Linked DNA regions of Homo sapiens: region 2 is linked to region 1. A link is a loop called in an ENCODE intact Hi-C map of the cell type or tissue named here. Cell type or tissue: CD4-positive, alpha-beta T cell. All regions are shown on one strand. Links, peaks and the distances in the headings refer to the core of each region. The heading gives the core; the rest is flanking DNA.

Region 1 (9,187 bases), core at 2,256-6,255:
GTGTCTTTATGGACTAAATGTGTTTCTTGTAGGTCTTGTTTTTTAATTCGTTGAGCCACTCTATATCTTTTTATTAGAGAGTTTTGTCCATTTGCATTCAATGTTATTATTGATAAGTAAGAACTTAGTCCTGCCATTTTGTTGTTTTCTGGTTGTTTTGTGGAGTTGTAGGTTTTTTGTAGATGTTCTTTATCAAGTTGAGAAAGTCTTCCTCTATTCCTAGTTTTCTGAGAGGATTTTTTTCTTTATCTTGAATGGGTGTTAGATTTTGTCATTTTTTCTGCATTTGAAAATATGACAATATGATTTCTTCATTTCTATGTGATAGATTACATTAGCTGATTTTTTTTTTTTTTTGAGACAGAGTCTCGCTCTGTTGCCCAGGCTGGAGTGCAGTGGTGTGATCCTGACTCACCGCAACCTCCGACTTCCAGGTTCAAGCAATTTTCCTGCTTCAGCCTCCTGAGTAGCTGGGATTACAGGCACCTGCCACCATGCCCAGGTAAGTTTTGTATCTTTTTAGTAGAGATGGGGTTTTACCATGTTGGCCAGGCTGGTCTTGAACTCCTGACCTCAAGTGATCCGCCTGCCTTGGCCTCCCAAAGTGTTGGGATTACAGGCATGAGCCACTGCTTCTGGCCACATTGATTGATTTTTAAATGTAGAACCAGGCTTGCATACCTGGGATTAAATCTGTCACCCAAGCTGGAGTACAGTGGCACAGTCATAGCTCTAGTCATAGCTAGGAGTCATGAACTCCTAGGCTCAAAGGATCTTCCTGCCTTTGCCTCCCTAGTAGTGGGACTAAAGGCATACAGCACCATGGCTCGCTATTGAATTTATTTTTATTTTTAGATACAGGGGTCTTTCTATGTTGCCCAGCTGGTCTCTAATTCCTGGCCTTAAGCAATCCTCCCACTTTAACCTCCTGAGTTGCTGGGATTACAAGCGTGAGCCACTGTCCCTGGCATAATTCTTTTTATACACTTTTGGGTTAATTTGCTAATATTTTGATGATGATTTTGGCATCTATGTTCATGAGAGATACTGGTTTGTATTTTTCCTTTCCTGTAATGTCTTTATCTAGTTTTGGTGTTAGTGTAATGTTGGCCTCATAGAATGAGTTAGGAAGAATTCCCTTTGTTTTTATATTTTGGAAGAGACTTTGAGAATTCGTATTATTTTTTCCTTAAATGGTTTGGTGGAAGCAACCAGTGAAATAACCTGGTCTTTAGTGCTTTATTTTTTGAGGGCTATTACTTATTAATTTAATTTCTTTAGTAGATATAGACCTACTTAGAATATCTATTTCTCTTTTTGTGAGTTTTGGTAATTTGTGTCTTTCAGAAAATTGATCCATTTCATCCAGCTTATCAACTGTATACATATATTTGTTTATAATACTTCCTTATTATCTTTTTAATGTTCATGGGATCAGCAGTGATGACCCTTCTTTTATTTACAGTATGAGCAATTTGTATCTCTTTCTTTTTCACTTAGCCAGAATAGAGGTTTACTGATTTTATTGTTCTTTTCAAAGAATCAGCTTTTGGTTTCATTTATTTTTTCTAATGATTTCTTACTTTCCATTTTATTGAATTATTCTCTAATTTTAAAATTTATTTTCTTATATCTACTTTTGATTCAATTTGCCCTTCTTTTTTTCTAATTTCCTAAGTTGGAAGATTGGATGATTGATTTAAGAGCTTCCTTCTTTTCTTTTCTTTTTTTTTTTTTTGGGAGACAGAGTCTTACTCTGTCACCCAGGCTGGAGTGCAATGGTACCATCTTGGCTCACTGCAACCTCTACCTCCTAGGTTCAAGCTATTCTCCTGCCTCAGCCTCCCAAGTAGCTGGGACTACAGGCGTGCACCACCATGCCCAGCTGATTTTTATATTTTTAGTAGAGATGGGGTTTCCCCATGTTGGCCAGACTGGTCTCGAACTCCTGACCTCGGGTGATCTACCCGCCTTGGCCCTTAAAGTGCTGGGATTACAGGCATGAGCCACTGCGCCCGGCCCTTCCTTCTTTTCTAGCAAATGAATTTAATGTTACATATTTTCCTCTAAGCACTGTTTTCACTGCATTCCACACATTTGGTAAGTTGTATTTTTATTTTCATTAAGTTAAAAATACTTTTTAATTTTTCTTGAGACTTCTTCTTTAATTCTTATGTAAAATAGAAGTACATTGCTTAATCTCCATATATTTGGGGATTTTTTTTTCAGCTTCTGGTAGATTTCTGTTTTTGACTTCTAGTTTAATTCCACTGTGCTCTGAGAACATATTTTGGATAATTTCTATTCGTTTAAATTTGTTAAGGTATGTGTTATGGCCTCGAATATGGCCTATTTGATGAATGTTCCATGTGATCTTGAGAAAAATATGTATTCTGCTGTTGTTGGATGAAGTACTCTATAGACGTCAGTTAGATCCAGTGATAAATGGTGCTGTTCCTTACTATACCCTTACTGATTTTATGCCCACTAGATCTATCAATTACTGATAAAGGAGCGTTGAAGTCTCCAACTATTAATGCAGTAAAGAATTTTATATAGCTTATATTTTCCTTGCTGTTCTATCAGTTTTCGCTTCCTGTGTTTTGATACTCTGTTGTTAGGTGCATGCATCTGAAGTATTATGTAAACCAAAAATAAAATTCGAAGGCCCCCCACTTCCTTGCAACCATCTGAATGGGCTCCCTCCTTGGCCAGGGCACTCTAAAATTTACCTCCTACTTGAAATGAAAGACAAGAACCCTCAGGACCCGAAGATGTATGCTCAGCAGTATGGGAAGTATGTACTCAAAGTTCCTCTAAGTGTGTGAGAGGATGAAGAGCATAAACCACTGCAGAATCCTTTCCCCTTTGGCAGACAAAAGACTTGACTATAACGGTAGTTTAGGAATAAAATGTCTCAGCATTTGCCATTTCCTGTCTCTACAGGGAGCTGAACTTAGGATAGTGGCCTTTGTTGTGTCCAGGAAGGGCTGATTTAATGCATGTGGTGGCCAGTGTCTGCGATGGATGGGTCTTCTTCATTGTTGTACCCTCTCCTTTCTGATTTCTCCTTCTCTTCCTCCACTCTTTCATGAGCATTTCTCTGACCGATCTGAGCATGTCCGGTTATTAGTGTGTTAGGGGGAGTGAGCTAGAAGAAGAGTCAGTAATCAGACAAGCATGCTGCAACCCTCCACTCAGGGTGATGGACTGGAGGTACTGGGTCCACACAGATGGCTGCTGCAGCCAACCCTGCCAGAGTCCCCAAGGTGCCCTAGCCATGCTGCCGCTTCTGCTAGCCTTCATCAGTGAAAACTCAGCACAAACAAAGCAGTTTCAGGGTGGCAGCTCAGTGACATTCATTTCCACACTTTTGTTGAAACCGGTGAGTGAAACAGGTTTGTAAATTTCTCAGCCTCTTCTTCTAGTATTTTGTAAAATATTCAGCTTCTTCCTGCAGGAGGGCAGTCCCAGGGCTGGGCTGTGAGAGTCTGATGTTGGGGCGCCTTTCTTTCCTCTTGAGCACTCAGGTTACAGTGGATGACATGCTCCCAGCCAACCTTCCTTGGACCAGGCCTTGAGCATGGGGACAGGACTGGGGAGAGGACTCCAGATCTAATGTGGAGTGAATGGGGAAGAGCTAAGTTTCTCCCAGGAGACCCCGTCAGGCAACAGGCATATGGTTCAGACTCCTCCATCTTATGGCCTGTTCCCCCGCTGCAGACCTTCACTAAGCACTGGCTCTGCACCAGGAGTGTGCGGGGCCCTGGCATGCAGGGGCCCCAGGCCAGCCCCAGCCCTGCTCTGGAGCTTATGGTCAGTCTAGGCTTGGGTTCTGCACAGCAGACTCTGAGACAGGGATTTGAGTGAAGTAAGTAATGTGGGAGGAACCCAGGAAGTTCTAGTAGGGGAGGGGCAGGGACACAGAGAAGCTGTGACAGCAAGTGGCATTTCCCAAGGCTCAATCACACCAGGACCTCGGGTGACTATGCAAGGTGATTTCTCTTCGGGATTTTCCTACCACAGGATCATTGCACCCCTTGGCCAGGTATCATCCATCAACCCCTGTCATCTGTCAAGAGTGGCTGCTGGAGGCATCACCCTCTGCCCCCCAGGACTTCAGTCCTAGCTGGTGCACTCCTGGCTTTGGGGCATCCTCCGCTCGAGTGGCAGGTGCTGCAGGCAGGAAGCTGTGGTGTGTGTGTGAACTGTCTACAGAGGCTGCAGGCGACCCGGAGGGCAGCCTGCCAGCACTGTCAGCTACAGCATCCGGCAAGGCAGATGGGTAAAGCAGTAAACCAGCAGGTGAGTGAACGGTTGCAATTGTGGCGGATGCCTTGGAGGGAGCTGACTGGGAGTTGAGCACAGAGGGAGGAGCAAAGACCTCCTTCAAATAGGGTCATGGCCGGTGCCTGCCTCCTTGGAGTAAGTAGGTCCCCAGCAAGCAGAGGCAGGAACCCGCAGTCACGCCACCCTGGCAGAGTTGTTCTGACCTTTGCCTAGAGCCTCGGTGCTACCTGTGAGCTGGGATAGTGATCACATTCACTTCTAATATGAGCTGGTTAAAAGCACATTATCATTGGCCAGGTTTCTCAATTGCCAAGAGATGACCTAGTGCTTGTTTAATACCAGAAATGAAGCTCAGCAGCAGCTCTTGGGCTGTCCTTCAGCGGCCCCTCACATGCCCAGGTGTGACCTTCTGGTTAGGGTGGCCTATGTCACCTCCCTCTCACCTTCTTGATGTCCACACAGTGCACCTGCTTTTGTCTGCCATGGGGGAGAGGAGGAGAGGCAGATCCTTCTGTGCCCTCTGCTCATGACCTTTTCTGCAGTGGGGTCCGAGGGTGGGCTTAGCTCAGGGACTGGATGGTGTGTCCTCTCCTAAGCTTAACTTGGCTCTGGGTTCCTTTGTCTTACAGATGGAACTTAACCAGAAGAAGCTAAGGAAGAGAAGAGAGGAGAGGAGAGAGACAGTGAAGAGGCTGGAAAAGGAGGAAGAGAAGTATGTTCTTTGGAATCAAAGTGTTACCTGGATTCCTACCCAGGATTTTCCTATTGTCTCAGGACCTAAAGGGAAAAGACCGGCCATGGGGCATGTGAGCCTCTGGGAAATCTGCCTCAAGCCCATAATGCCATCCGTCTACAGCAGTTGGAACAGTGTAAGAGTCAGACCTCGCCAGATCCCAAGCGCTGCAACATGAAGAACAAAACCAAGGTTAAGCCACAGACCAGGCCCCGTGGAGATTTCGCTGCTTCTAGCCTGACCGTCAGGATTTGGGTCCTGACCGCTCCCCTGGCTGTTGGGCTGGTCCCAGCTCTGGGCCTCCGTTTTCTCACCCACAGAATGGGGACGATACAGGACCTCCCTCATCAGAGCTGTCACAAGTGGTAAGTGAATGGGTTCGTGAGAAGCTCTGCAGTGCCTGGCGCAGACCAAGGGCCCCACCGATGGTGGCTGTGAGTTTTCCCACTAATGTATTTTTTGATATGTAACATTTTAAAATAAAATTTTCTCTTTTCTTTTTTCCTTCTCCTTTTAGAACCTCAATTTCCTGATTCCCTAAGCTCATGTCTGGTGCTGACTATTATCTTAGTGCTGAACTCAAGCTTTCCTCATAGCTCCTCAGAGCATTTGAGAATAACTGGGTGTTTCTGCACCCACAACATATTTGTAAAACCAGTCAGGATATATGGTTCATGAAGCATTAATAGAAGATGTGGTTCTCAAACTTGAGTGGGGCTCAGGGTCCTCTGGGGGGCTTGTGAACACACAGATCATGGGTCTCCCCAAGGTCTCTGATGTTGGAGGTCTGGATGGGGTCCAAGAGTTTGTTTTTCTGGCCAATGCCCAGGTGGCCAGAACCACTTTTGGGAACCACACTTTGAGAACCACTGGCACATAGTAAGGAGGCCTCTTCCAGAGGCCACCAGGGAAGTCACTGTCCTGGAAGGTAAAGAACATTTGTCCAGGGGATGTGTTAATGAAAAGACTCAGTTCTGGGCTCCTGGAGCCAGGTAGGAGATGAGAACAGACACAAAAGAACTTAAGAATAAGAAAATAAGACCAAAGGAGCATCAAGTGCTTCAAGAGTGCAGCAGTGATTTTGTTCCAGCTGGGGCAGGAAAACCTGGGGAGGCTCTGCGGTGAGGAACCATTTGGGCTGGGCGTTGATGGGTGGCTGAGCACTGCTTGGCGCCTGGCCCTGCAAGTGCGATGTGGTGGGTCCTGTGTCCCACCTTGAATCTGTGTCCTGTCCTTGAATCTGGTGGCTTGTGGCTGCTTAAACCAGTCAGCAGGGCCAGTGCACACTAATGCCTTGGGTACAATGCCCAGGGCCTATGCTTCTAATGCCATTGAATATATTTTAAAATCAGAAGGAAAAATGAGTACAATAATAAAGAATATACAATAATGAATCTAGACTGGATTATATTCACCTTTATGCCAACATAGGCACAAAATACAACTTTAAATATTTTTATGGAAGAAGGGGCCCATGAAAGCAGAAGTGCCACTCCCCCAAAACTCATGCTATGGCCTCGCTGACTGAACGTGATGGAAGTAATGCTCTGACTTCTGTGGAAGGGCCAGCAAAGGCTGTGCAGCATCTGCCTGGTTCTTGTGGGATGCTCCCAACTCCCCGAGAGCCCACAAGGCCAATCAGCCTGGGCCATGTGAGCGGGCTGCCTTGAGCACCCAGCACAGCCCCGTTGAGCCCTCAGATGACTGCCACCCCAGACAGCAACCACAGGAGGGCTCTAAGTGATAATGGCCTGCTGAGCTCTCCCCAGATTTTTGAGCCACAAAACTGTGACCAAAATGAAATGGTTTGTAAGTAGCTGAGTTTTGGGATAATGTGTTACCTTAAAATAGTAACCGGAACATCCAGCCAAGAAAGGGAACTCGGGGGCTGGTGCTCTCATGGGGCTGATGAGAGGATGGACAACCCTGATCTCCGCACCCTGGGTCAGTTTTATAGGATATACCACATTGCTGACTCTCAAGAGCCTGCTTGTTCACTGATGAGCTGGGCATGTGATACCATCACTTCTTCAGTCACTAGCAGGAAGGAGTTAGGAGTTAGCATTGCCCATGTGGCAAGGGGAAGCCATTGAGGAAACTGCAGTAGGGAGCAATAGGCTGTGCTCAGGCAAGGATCACTGTGGCTGTGGAATAAAGATGGCAGTGGTGGGGTATGGGGAGGGGCATGAAGGAGGTAGAAGGAGATTCCAGAGGGCAGAGCCCTGGCCATACACCCTAGACAGGGTTATTGGATGCAAACCACAGAAATGTCACCCAGCCAATTTACACAGAAAATAGCCTTACTGAATGGCATTGTTTCTCCCCCATACACCCCCTCCCCAGACTGATGGACAGCTGGAGAGGAAGGGCAGGGATGTGCAGCCCAGGCACCTGGGAACAAGGCCAAGTCACCACAGGGCACAGCAGTGAGTGTGCCATAGCATGCAGGGTAGCCACGGGACACCCACCATTGCTGCTGCAGAAAACCCTCCCTCTCCTTTTGTCCCTGGGTCAAGGTCACAGAACTGCCAAGGAGTGGGACAAGGAGGACTTTACCTGCTGTTTTTTTTCTTTCTTTCTTTCTTTTTTTTTTTAGAAGCCACCTCTTTAGGGTACTCTGAAACTCATTTGTATACTGAGTAGCCCTAGACTAAAAAATAAATTCCACTCCAGCAAGTGAGCAATTGGTCTGAGCCATGTTGTGGCAATGGGTGGTGTCATGGTCTGTTCTGTGCTGCGGTAACAGAATACCACAGACTGCGTAATTCATAAACAATACAGGTTTATTTGGCTCATGGTTTGGAGACTGGGAAGAAGTTCAAGGTCAAGGGACCACATCAGGTGAGGGCCTTCTTGCTGCCACATCACATGGTGGAAGGTGTCACATGGTGAGAGAGGAAGAGCAGAAGAGGGGGCGGGAAGGGGCCAAACTCATGTGCCCACTCCCATGGTCACTAACCCACTCTCACGATAACTAACCCATTCCCACAATAACTAACCCACTCCTGCAACAATGGTATTGATCCACTCCTCAGGGCAGAGCCCTCCTGACCTAATCACTCCCTAAAGCCTCCACCTCTCAACACTGTTGCATTGGCGATTAAGGCACAACACACGAACTTCAGGGCACACAGTCAAATCAGAGCAGGCAAAGGAAAGAAGATGCCACTTTGAGAGGGTTTGAAGAGAGATGCAGGGCAGCAAGACACCCACAGTCAGAGTTAGGCCGTGAGCTGACACTGCTTGTATTCAAATCCTGTCTTTGCCACTGGATAGTGAGTGACCTTGGGCAATTTATGCAATTATTTAATCACTTGAAATTTTCACTTCCTCATCTGAAGCATGTGGACAATAATATTATCTACCCATAGAGCTGTGGTCAGGATGAAATGTGGCCATTGTGATAAGGTGTTTATAATAATAGCTGCCCCCCAGTAAGAAGCCAAGAGAGGTTGGCCATCTTCATCACTTTCAGTCGTGGGAGGAGAGCCTGTGGGGAGAGTGAGGGCCTGAGGATGACACTCGATTCTGTGTGGGCCCCGGGGTGGAGGAAGAGGAGACCTGGGGAGGTGCAGGCTGCAGGGGAGGCTGCTGTGTTCAGCTCTGGGTGTGTTGCATTTCAGTGCCCCGGGAGACTGGTTCAGACATGCAGGAGTACATTGAGACAACAGCCTGGGCTTCAAGAGTGGGGTCCAGATTGGAGAAGATTCCAGAGATCTGGGCAGGGAGATGGTGATTGCCCCGTGGGGTTCCACCTGAGAAGAAAGAAGGGCTCTGTAGACTTTGAGCTGAGCATTCCAGGAACACCCAGGTAAAAGCGAGATGGAGACAGGAAGTGTCTGAGCTCAGGTGGCTAGAAGCAGAGCCAGGGACAGGGTCTGGGCGCCTGAGAGATATTGAGACAAGGTCTCAGGAATGAGGGGCCAAGATGGGGTGGGAACAAGCTGAGCAAGGAGCTGACTTGGTCTGATCCATGAAGGGAGAGGGTCTTGTAGCAGAAACGCCTCTGCAGAGCTGTCCTTTGAAACGAGAGGAGAGGCCTCCTATCATCCCTCTGTCAGTTGATGACACAGTGTGTGTGTTTGTCAGGGGGTGGGGGGCTCTGGATTAAGGGGCTTTTGTCAGCCAAGGGCAATTCTTCCTATTCGAGGGCCCCACACTCAC
Region 2 (9,187 bases), core at 3,146-7,145, 58 kb before region 1:
GAAGACATTCTGCTAAGTGAGGGAAGTCAGACACAAAGGCCACATATTGGATGTTTCCATTTACATGGACTGTTCAAATAGGCAAATCCACAGAGATAAAAAGTAGATTCGTGGTTGCCAGAGGCTGGAAGGAGGAAGGAAGGAAGGAACAGTGGCTAAATGGCTGCTAATGGTTTTCTTTTTGAAGGAAAGAAAATATTCTAAAACAATCTAAGTGATAATTGCATAACTATGAATATGCTAAAACCATGGAATAAATTGTTAATAGGATGAATTTTATGGTATATAAATTATATCTCAGCAAAGCTGTTACAAAAATGACAAGTATCTTCTCTTCACAACAACAGTACAGTTATTAAAATTAGGAAATTAACACACCTTGATATAATACTCTTTATAATTTATGTATCTCCATTAGATTTTGCTGTTGTTCCCTTTAATGTCCTTTATAGCAAAAGAAAGTCTTTGATCATGTCTAGCAATCAGCCGTCACGTCTCATGTCCTTTAATCTGAAACAATTCCTCAGTCTTTTTTTCCCACGACCTTGACTGTTTTTGAGAGTAAATTATTTTATTAAATGGCACTTAATTTGGGGTTCATCTGATAGATTCAGATGACATGGTTTCATCAAGAATATCACCGCAGTGATGTACCTGTTCTGCGCATCCTGTGAGAAGGCGTGGGTTTGAGTTTGTCCGATCACTGATGATGCTGGAATTCATCCCTGGTTTAGAAGGCGTCTGCCAGGCCTCTCCACTGCCATGTTACTATATTTCCTTTTGAAATTGCTAAGTATCTCATTGGAGATACTTTGAGACTATGTAAATATCTTCTTACTCAACCTTCCACCCATTAATTTTCGCATCCATTGTTGATTTTTGCCTAAAAAATGGGATTTTTACATCAATCTCTAATTCTGTTTTTTTTTTTTCAGGTTGTCTTTCCAATTCAAAAGATTCAAAGAGCTCTGTGTTCTCCAACAAAGTGTACAGTGCAGCCTTTGCTTATTTTAAAGTGTCCCATGAGAACAGGCAAAGCAGCCAGGTTTAATATTCCCTGTTTGCAGAAAAGAAAAACACATCTTGCAGACTCATGGGCTTAAAGCCAGCTTGTGTTTTGTAATTTGCCCTTCACCTTCTTATACCTGGAGGGGCACACTGATGATTTGGTGATTTAAAAAATAAAAAAGGGCCGGGTGCAGTGGCTCACACCTGTAATCCCAGCACTTTGGGAGGCCGAGGCGGGTGGATCATGAGGTCAGGAGATCGAGACCATCTTGGCTAACACGGTGAAATCCTGTCTCTACTAAAAATACAAAAAATTAGCCAGGCGCGGTGGCGGGCACCTGTAGTCCCAGCTATTCGGGAGGCTGAGGCAGGAGAATGGTGTGAACCCAGTGGGTGGAGCCTACAGTGAGCCGAGATCGTGCTACTGCACCCCAGCCTGGGCGACAGAGTGAGACTCCATCTCAAAAATAAAAAAAAAAAAATAAAAAGAATAGTAAGGAGGCTCTCTGAACCTCATGGAAGATGACAGGGCCCTGGACCACTTTTACTTATTGAGGTTCCAGGTATATTAGGATATAAATATTATAGCAAAAATGAGTTATAACTATGGTGAAAAAAATGAACTGTGGTTTCCTGTGGGGCTGGACTGGGGGTGAGTTGGGGGTGGGACAGGATTGACTGGGAAGGGCCTCTGGGCTTCTGAGGGCATGAATCCTGTGCATCTTGACAGGGGTATGCATTTCCAAACTCACAGAAGGTGAGCTTTTGAGTGGATGTGACATTCTATATACGTTTTACCCCCAAATCCCCATAAACGTGGCTGGTAATGGTATGCACGCTGAGGTGTTTGGAGGCAAAGCACCCCGATGCCAGCAACTTCATGTGAAATGCACCACAAATGTGATAGACTGTGTGAAAGGAAAATGAATCTTGAGATCCCAAATTCACAATGCCAAAGAGAAGAGTGAAGCTGGAATCTGGATCATGCAAACCTGCCTCCCGTTTCGTTCCTAAATAAGACAGCAATGAAGATAAAACAAAGCGACATGCCTCCCTTACAATTTGCCCACTAGGAAATTCCTTGTGTTCCCCAAGATCTTTACCCTAAAACAGTTCTGTTGAATTTCCCCCTGGCAATGTAAATTGATGGCTTATCTTCACAGGTGTGGTACAAAGGACAGAACTCAAGTTCATTTTGCTGCTCACCGATACAAATGCATATCTGATTGCTTCCTCTGCCCTATGTCTATTTTATTTCATGTAAAAGTGTAGAATCACTGAGCTACATGAATGCATAAGTGCCTGTTTCTCCTGTTTCTCTGTCCCCCTCTCACATGTAAGGCTGATCAAAGGCTCAGAAGAATACAACCATTTGCCTCTTACCTACCCACACCTTTAAAAAATTTCCTCCTCTTTCTCCAATACCCACTCTTTTCCTTTTAAATATTGAGATCCCCAGACCCTCTTCAGGAAAGGTATGGACCACAATTTTTCCTATGGATCTGTGGTCTTTCCTGGGCATGTCCTTAACCTTGGCAAATAAACTTCCTAAAAAGATTGAGGCTGGCCTCAGTCATGTTCTTTGATTTACAATTGATAGCATTAATTGTAGAATGTTTGTGGTAGATCTATGGGGATTCATTGTAAATACTATCAATTGTATATATTTGAAATTTTAAATAAAAGAAAGCTGGGGAGAAAATGAGTTACCAAAAGTTATGGTAAATTTTAGTAGTTTGCATTTATTTTATTTATTTTTTGAGATGGGGTTTTTGCTCTTTTTGTGCAGGCTGGAATGTAAAGGCATGATCTCTGCTTACTGAAGCCTCTGCCTCCTGGGTTCAAGCGATTCTCCTGACTCAGGCATGCACCACCAGGCCCAGATAATTTTTTATATTTTTAGTAGAGATGGGGTTTCACCATGTTGGCTAGGCCCATCTCGAACTCCTGACTTCAGGTGATCCACCCGCCTCAGCCTCCCAAAGTACTGGGATTACAGGCGTGAGCCACCATGTCTGGTCTAGTTGTTTGCATTTAATGAGTAATGAATGCCTTTAATATACCAAAATACAGTGCAAAGAAGTTGTACCATTCCCAAGATAATTGTTGAGTTTATTAAAAATATTAATAGTGTCAAAGGTGTGGTTTATTCATGGGACACAAGTTTTTTTTTTTTTTTTTTTTTTTTTTTGAGACAGTCTCACTCTGTCACCCAAGCTAGAGTGCAGTGGCGCGATCTCGGCTCATTGCAACCTCCACCTCCTGGGTTCAAGCAATTCTCCTGCCTCAGCCTCCTGAGTAGCTGGGATTACAGATGTCTGCCACCACGCCTGGCTAATTTTTGTATTTTTAGTAGAGGCAGGGATTTCACCATGTTGGCCAGGCTGGTCTTGAACTCCTGACCTCAGGTGATGCACCCACCTCGGCCTCCCAAAGTGCTGGGATTACAGGTGTGAGCCACCGCACCCAGCTAAGACACAAGTTTAAAGTTGTATAAAGGACTTTAACATTTTAAAATTCTGACAGTGTAACTCAGAATTGCACTGTTTTATACCAGCAGAGACTTTTATACAAACTTTGGAGATCTCTCCGAAGTCTGAATTTTTTGAGGCCTCAGATAACATGGCCCTTGTGTCCCATGAGCTCTGATGTTGGCAGTTGATTGTAAGTGGGCTCCCACCACGTTGCACAGAGCAGAAGCAATGCCAAGATGCAGTTTGTACATATGGGACCCCTGACTTGTTGCCTGGCTCACTCAAAGGCCCGTCGGCACTCTCCTGTGCCTGCAAATGACAAAGCTTTAGCATTCACCAAGCAGGAGGTGACAGGTCCTTCCCATCTCTTTCTATTCATGGCTTCAAATTAATAATTAGTAGCCTGAAAAATGAGCCAATCTGTCTCGTGGAGGGTAAGAACCATAAGCCAAGGCAATTAGCGTCTTGGTTCTGGCTGCCTTGGGAACTTAATTTAGTCACACAGCCCATTTAAGGTTTCCAAACCTTGTTGTCTCCTGAAGAGGGAAATCATGATTGTTAAATGAGGGGACCCCCCCAGGGACCCATATGTTGAGGATGTGCTGCGTCCTGGGCTGGCCTGGGGCACAGGGCCAGGCAGCTTTTGTCGCGTCCACATGCCTGCTCTATTCTTCTCCAGGACTCAGCAGCTGGCTCCAAGCAGCACAGCCCTTAACCACCCGCGGAGGGAGTGGCCCCTGCCCCCAAATAGTTGCACACTTGAGCAGGCCTTTTGTCTGCTTAGAAGACATTCCAACTGCCCATAAGCAGTTGGCCTTCGCACAAAGGAGGGTGTCCATGGAGGAGGGCAGTCTGTCTGTGCAGCATATTGTTGAGTGATTGTGAATCTGCAAGCCTGCAGTTTGTAAGTCATCCCCAGCATGGAAGGTGGGCATGGAATGGATGCAAGGCTGGGGAGGACAGAGGCCGAGGAGAGGGCTCAAGGAGAGGATTAAACCAGACAATTTAATTAGGGAGATGTGAAGAGTCACAGAATCAAGATATTGGGGCTCCAGGGGGAACTTAAGGAATGATCTAGGTCTTTTCTCTCTCAGGAACCACTCAAGCCTGATGATACTGAATCCTCTTTTATTTATTTGTACTTACTATTTTCTTTAGAGACGGGGTCTCACTCTGTTGCCGAGCTGCAGTGCGGTGGTGCAATCATAGCGCACTGCAGCCTTGACCTCCTAGGCTTAAGCAATCCTCTCGCCTTAGCCTCCTGAGTAGCTGGGGCTACAGGTGTGCTCTCCCTTACTCAGCTAATTTATTTTTATTTTTTGTAGATACGGGTCTCACTATGTTGCCCAGGCAGGTCTTGAATTCCTGGCCTCAAGTAATCCTCCCACCTCGGCTTCCCAAAGTGCTGGGATTACAGGTGTGAGGCACAGCACCCAGCAGAATTCTCTTTCAGAGAAAATTCCAAGGCCTTGATTTAACAACTGTTGCTGGGAGAAAGTTCTTTGAATCATTCTGATTAAGAAATCTGCTTCTCCTTTCACAAGTGGCCATCAAGAACAGCTGGTTTTCTAAGAGGCTTCCGAGATTTGAAAAACGGTGGCTAATGATGACAACAGCAACAGCACTGAGCACAGAAAACTCCACAGGCCTGGGCTCGGCTCATCGCACAGCCTCCATCTCTGGATGCCCTGTGAGGGTTCTGTCATTATCCACATTTTAGAGATGAGGAAACTGAGGCTTAAAAGGGCTAAGTGACCAACCCACTGACACAGCGATTCGAGCTTAGGCTGGCCCATCCCAGACCTGGACTGCCCACCTCTCTCCCCTTTCGCAGCCGACCTGGCTGCCAGCTCTCGTCCTTCCTCTGCGGGGTTTGGCTTTTCCCTCCTCTCTTCCCCAGGTGGTCCCGTCCCGGGCACTGCCTCGAGTCTCACGGTGTGCAGGGCCAGGCAGACGAGCTGCTGACTGCAGCTTCGCTGTAATCTACCGACTCTAACGGCAGCTCAGCTCGCACGGGGCTAGCACAGCGAACACGTGCGCACGGGGATGGGCGGAGAACCGAGTGACGACAGCAAAGAGCCAGGGGGAGCCAGGAAAAGCTCGAAAATCAGCGTAACGCTGTTGGAGATGAGAGGGCACAGCACAATTTTGAGAGCCAAACAAAGGCGGGGCACAGAGCTGTTGCCTCGAGATGTGTGGCCTCAGAAGGTCTTGTCGAGGCGAGTGATGAAAGGGAGGAGGTTCCCGAGGATACTGGAGCCGGAAGACGCGGCGAGGGTCCGGGTTAGCAAACCGGGCAGAGTCAGAGGCCCAGGACGCCGGGCCCTGGGGGCGCTGTCGCAGGGCGGCGGCGGAGGCCGGGGTGGTGGGCGCCCCGGGGTGGGGGGAGGCGGGAGTGCTCTCCCAGGTGGGCTTGGAGGGGCCCCGGCCCAGACACCCAGGGCCAGCCGGCGCACCCGCATGATGTTCTGAAAGCGTCCCCGCAGCCTGGTCGGTGGCTGGGGGAAGCTGGGCGTGGTTAGCCTGGCAGCCTGGCTTTGCGGACTCACCTCCGGGCCTCGTCCTCCAGTGCCTTCCCTCCCCAACTGAGGGGCTTGGCTGCACCCGCACGCGGTTTTCCAGGAACAGCGATCCCGGAGTGGACTCTCCCGCATCCAGGGGGACGTCAGCACTCTCGGCTTCCCCATGGGGACACACTCACTGAGGTCACGCGACCCAAAACCAAATGACCCACCACCACGACAGCCGCATCGTTTTTAGTGGTTTGTCCGGGAGGTTTTAGAGTGAGAGAATGAAGGGGGTGAGGCCTGAGGGAGGGAGGCGCATGGAAGCCGCCGCATCTGACTGTCCCAGGGTGTGCCCAGGCCCAGAGATGATGTCCAGACCCCTGAAGGGAGTGAAGCGGAGGCCCTGCTGGAGGCAAAGGTCAGCGCGGCCTGATTAGCCTCCCACGGTGACTTGGGAGGTGACTCGGGAATCCGGGCCCTCTTCTACCTGTGGCGCCGTCCAGCCCTGGTCCCCCAGGCTGTGGCTGCAGCCAGTGCGTGTAAATGGAAGAACCCCGTGATGATTTTTCCTTGGGGGAGATAAACCCATGGATGGGGTCTGGAGCCACAGGGACGGTGAGTAGCATGCAGGATCTAAAGCTGCAGAGCAGAGAGGTGAAGACAGTCTCCCTCCTCCGTGGTCCCTGGATCTGGAGAAGCATGAAATGTGCCCGGAGTCTCTGGTGCCCATGAGGCGTTGTTGGGGCAGGAGGTAGAAAGGTGGCATCAGTGGATGGGTGGCGTCCCATGTCCTGTAGCCGTCACAGGGGCCAGTATCCAAATGGAACCCACAAGTAACCCAACATTCCCAACAACTGAGGGTATTAGCATTGTGTTTAAACGTTTTGGGCCTGAATCAGACAGTGCAGGGTTCCAACGCCCACTTGGTCAGTTTTAAATGGATTCTCTGCAAAGCAGTCCCGATGGGTAGGACTGGGTGCAAGTGGTGAATGTGGTCCTGGGAGGCAGCTGCGGGGAGGGGATGTGAGAGGGAGGGAAGCCAGACCGGGAGTGTGCATTGACACAGGTTTCCACTGTGGGCAACAGGGGCTCACACCTGCTGGGGACCCCCCAGGACCTTGTGCGGATCACGCCTCAGCATTGTCTTGGCTGGCAGGTGGGGAAGCTGGGGTCTTGATCCACTAGCACTAAGCGGCTGAGTCTGCCCCGGTGGTGTTAGCCCCTTGGCACTCCCACCTGCCCTCATGTGGGCTTGGTTGGGTTCCTGGGCAGAGTATGCCTCAGAGACTCGCAATTGCACGGTTGGGAGGATGGGGCAGCTGCCCTGGACCCTGCCTCCCCCACTGCCCATCCTCTCAGTTTCTCCTTGCATGCTGGCAGGATTCTGAGAGCTTTGCCCAGGGGTAATGTGGCCTGGCGTGGCCTCTGCCTTCCTGCGTGGGGCTCCCTGGTCGTGGAGTGTGCATTGCCGGTGGTGAGCCAGCGCGTAGGGGCCTGGACCAGTGATGCATGGGGGCCAATGAGGGAATGCTCCCCTTCCTCCCCGGGACCATTCTCAGACACACTCCCAAAGGCACACAGAGGGGCTGACTCAATATCCCACCCCAGCTTTGTCAGCTCTGCCTCCCCAGCCTTACTCCTGCCCCCTGGGGTCCCTCCAGGGTTGACAGCCTGCATCTGGCTGGGGTCAGGCTCTGCTCTCTGGGGACGGGCTGCCGTGATGACAGTGCTGAGCTGTTTGCATTGGTGCCAGACTAAGGGAGACCTTCTGGAACAGTGTGGGTGTGGCTTTGTGGGCATGCAAGGCAGGGCCATGGTCTTAGCTGCATCAGCACTGTGCTGCAGGGTGAGAAAGGATGGGCGAGGCATCCAACCCTTCAAGTGCATCAACAACATCCCCACATCCAGTTGTAGTCAGAGAGCAAAACTGTCGAGGACAGTGGCTGGACAGGCACAGGGAAAGTCCAGGAAGGTGTCACCCACTGATTTCTTCTCTCCATGCTGGGGTTCATGGCCACAGTAGGGACCAGTGCCAGAGCTCCTGGGTATCCCCAGCAGTTCCTTGCTAAGGGGATCATGGGGGCAACTCCAGGGAGGGCTCTGACCTCAACACAGGGGCAGAACACTTGGGATCCACCTACAGTACCTTGTGATGTTCTAAGTACCATCGAAAAGGTAAAAAGGAAACAGATTCAGCCAAATAACTAGTTGTTTTTTTCTGTGCTATTATTGCAAAGTGTTAACTATTTTTTAAACTTCATATTTTGAAATAATTTTAGATTTATAGATGAGTTGCAGGCATAGTACAAAGTTCCCAAATACCCTTTACCTAGTTTCCTCAAATGTTAGCAACTTATATAGCTATGTGACATTGATCCAAACTAAGAATTCACCGTTGTGCAATGCCATTTACTAAATGACAGACTTCAGTTGGGTTTCACCAGTTTTTCCACGAATGTAATTCTTCTATTTCAGAATTGAATCCAGGATGCCCTGCATATTTAGTCATCATGTCTCTCTCCTTAGTCTTTCATTTGTCACTCAGTCTTTCCTTGTTTTTCATGACTTTGAACTTTACAACTGTACATTTACTAAAAAACTGAGTTGGCTGAAAACTAGGTTGGTGGTTTTATTTCTGGGACTGTGCAGACACAGCAATGATTTGGTCATTCTGGTACAGGAATGGACATCTACGGTTTTCCTGGGCATGGTGCAGTGCTCAAGATTTCCAAAGCCAAACTGCGTGTCACAGTTGTATGTACACGTGCCTCGATGCACTTCTTGTTGGACTGGTGCTCCTGTGAAAACAGACAGCAGTGGGGTGCTAGGACTGCAGCTGAACTTGGTGATGGTTGTCCTGAATACTTGTGCTTTGGTAAAAAGGGCACATTTGAGTCCCCACAAACCTACTCACTCCAGCATGACACAATGTGGCTCTCCCTCCTCCCTCCTCTCTCTTCCCTGCACTTGTGTGGCTTGGCCCATCTCCTCCTAGAGGATTCCCTCTCGGCTTACGCTCCCCTGCAGATGTCCAACTAGTGGCTCCATGCCAGTCTGGGCTGTGTGCGATGTTCCCTTCTGGGCCTTATCACTCTGCCATACACGGGTGTCCAGGCCTGCCTGTGCCCCCTGCACAGATGTAGCCCTGTGGCACTGACCGAGAGCAGCTCTTTGGGTTGCAGAATCGATTCCTCTATC

What was found. Hi-C counts contacts between places; a loop is a spot of excess contacts. Peaks named below come from ENCODE experiments on the same cell type or tissue, not always from the same donor. Only the 100,000 strongest peaks of a DNase experiment are listed, where the experiment ranks them.
Region 2: a loop joins it to region 1, with 6 times the contacts of the local background. A loop is called at or near these places in 13 of 110 quality-filtered maps.

Annotation. Positions count from the first base shown.
Region 1 is chr20:25,085,961-25,095,147 of GRCh38, reverse strand. No RefSeq gene overlaps it. Among named protein-coding and RNA genes, the nearest start is that of VSX1, 8.4 kb to the right of the region's middle. In CD4-positive, alpha-beta T cell, for the core only: no CTCF peak of the experiment used is centred there; a DNase peak (open chromatin) is centred at 4,247; H3K4me3 peaks cover 393 bases; H3K27ac peaks cover 2,323 bases.
Region 2 is chr20:25,145,177-25,154,363 of GRCh38, reverse strand. LOC284798 (a long non-coding RNA gene) reads left to right here and starts at 5,574. Exons shown (of 4, transcript NR_027091.1): 1 at 5,574-6,407. In CD4-positive, alpha-beta T cell, for the core only: no CTCF peak of the experiment used is centred there; a DNase peak (open chromatin) is centred at 5,543; H3K4me3 peaks cover 1,067 bases; H3K27me3 peaks cover 506 bases.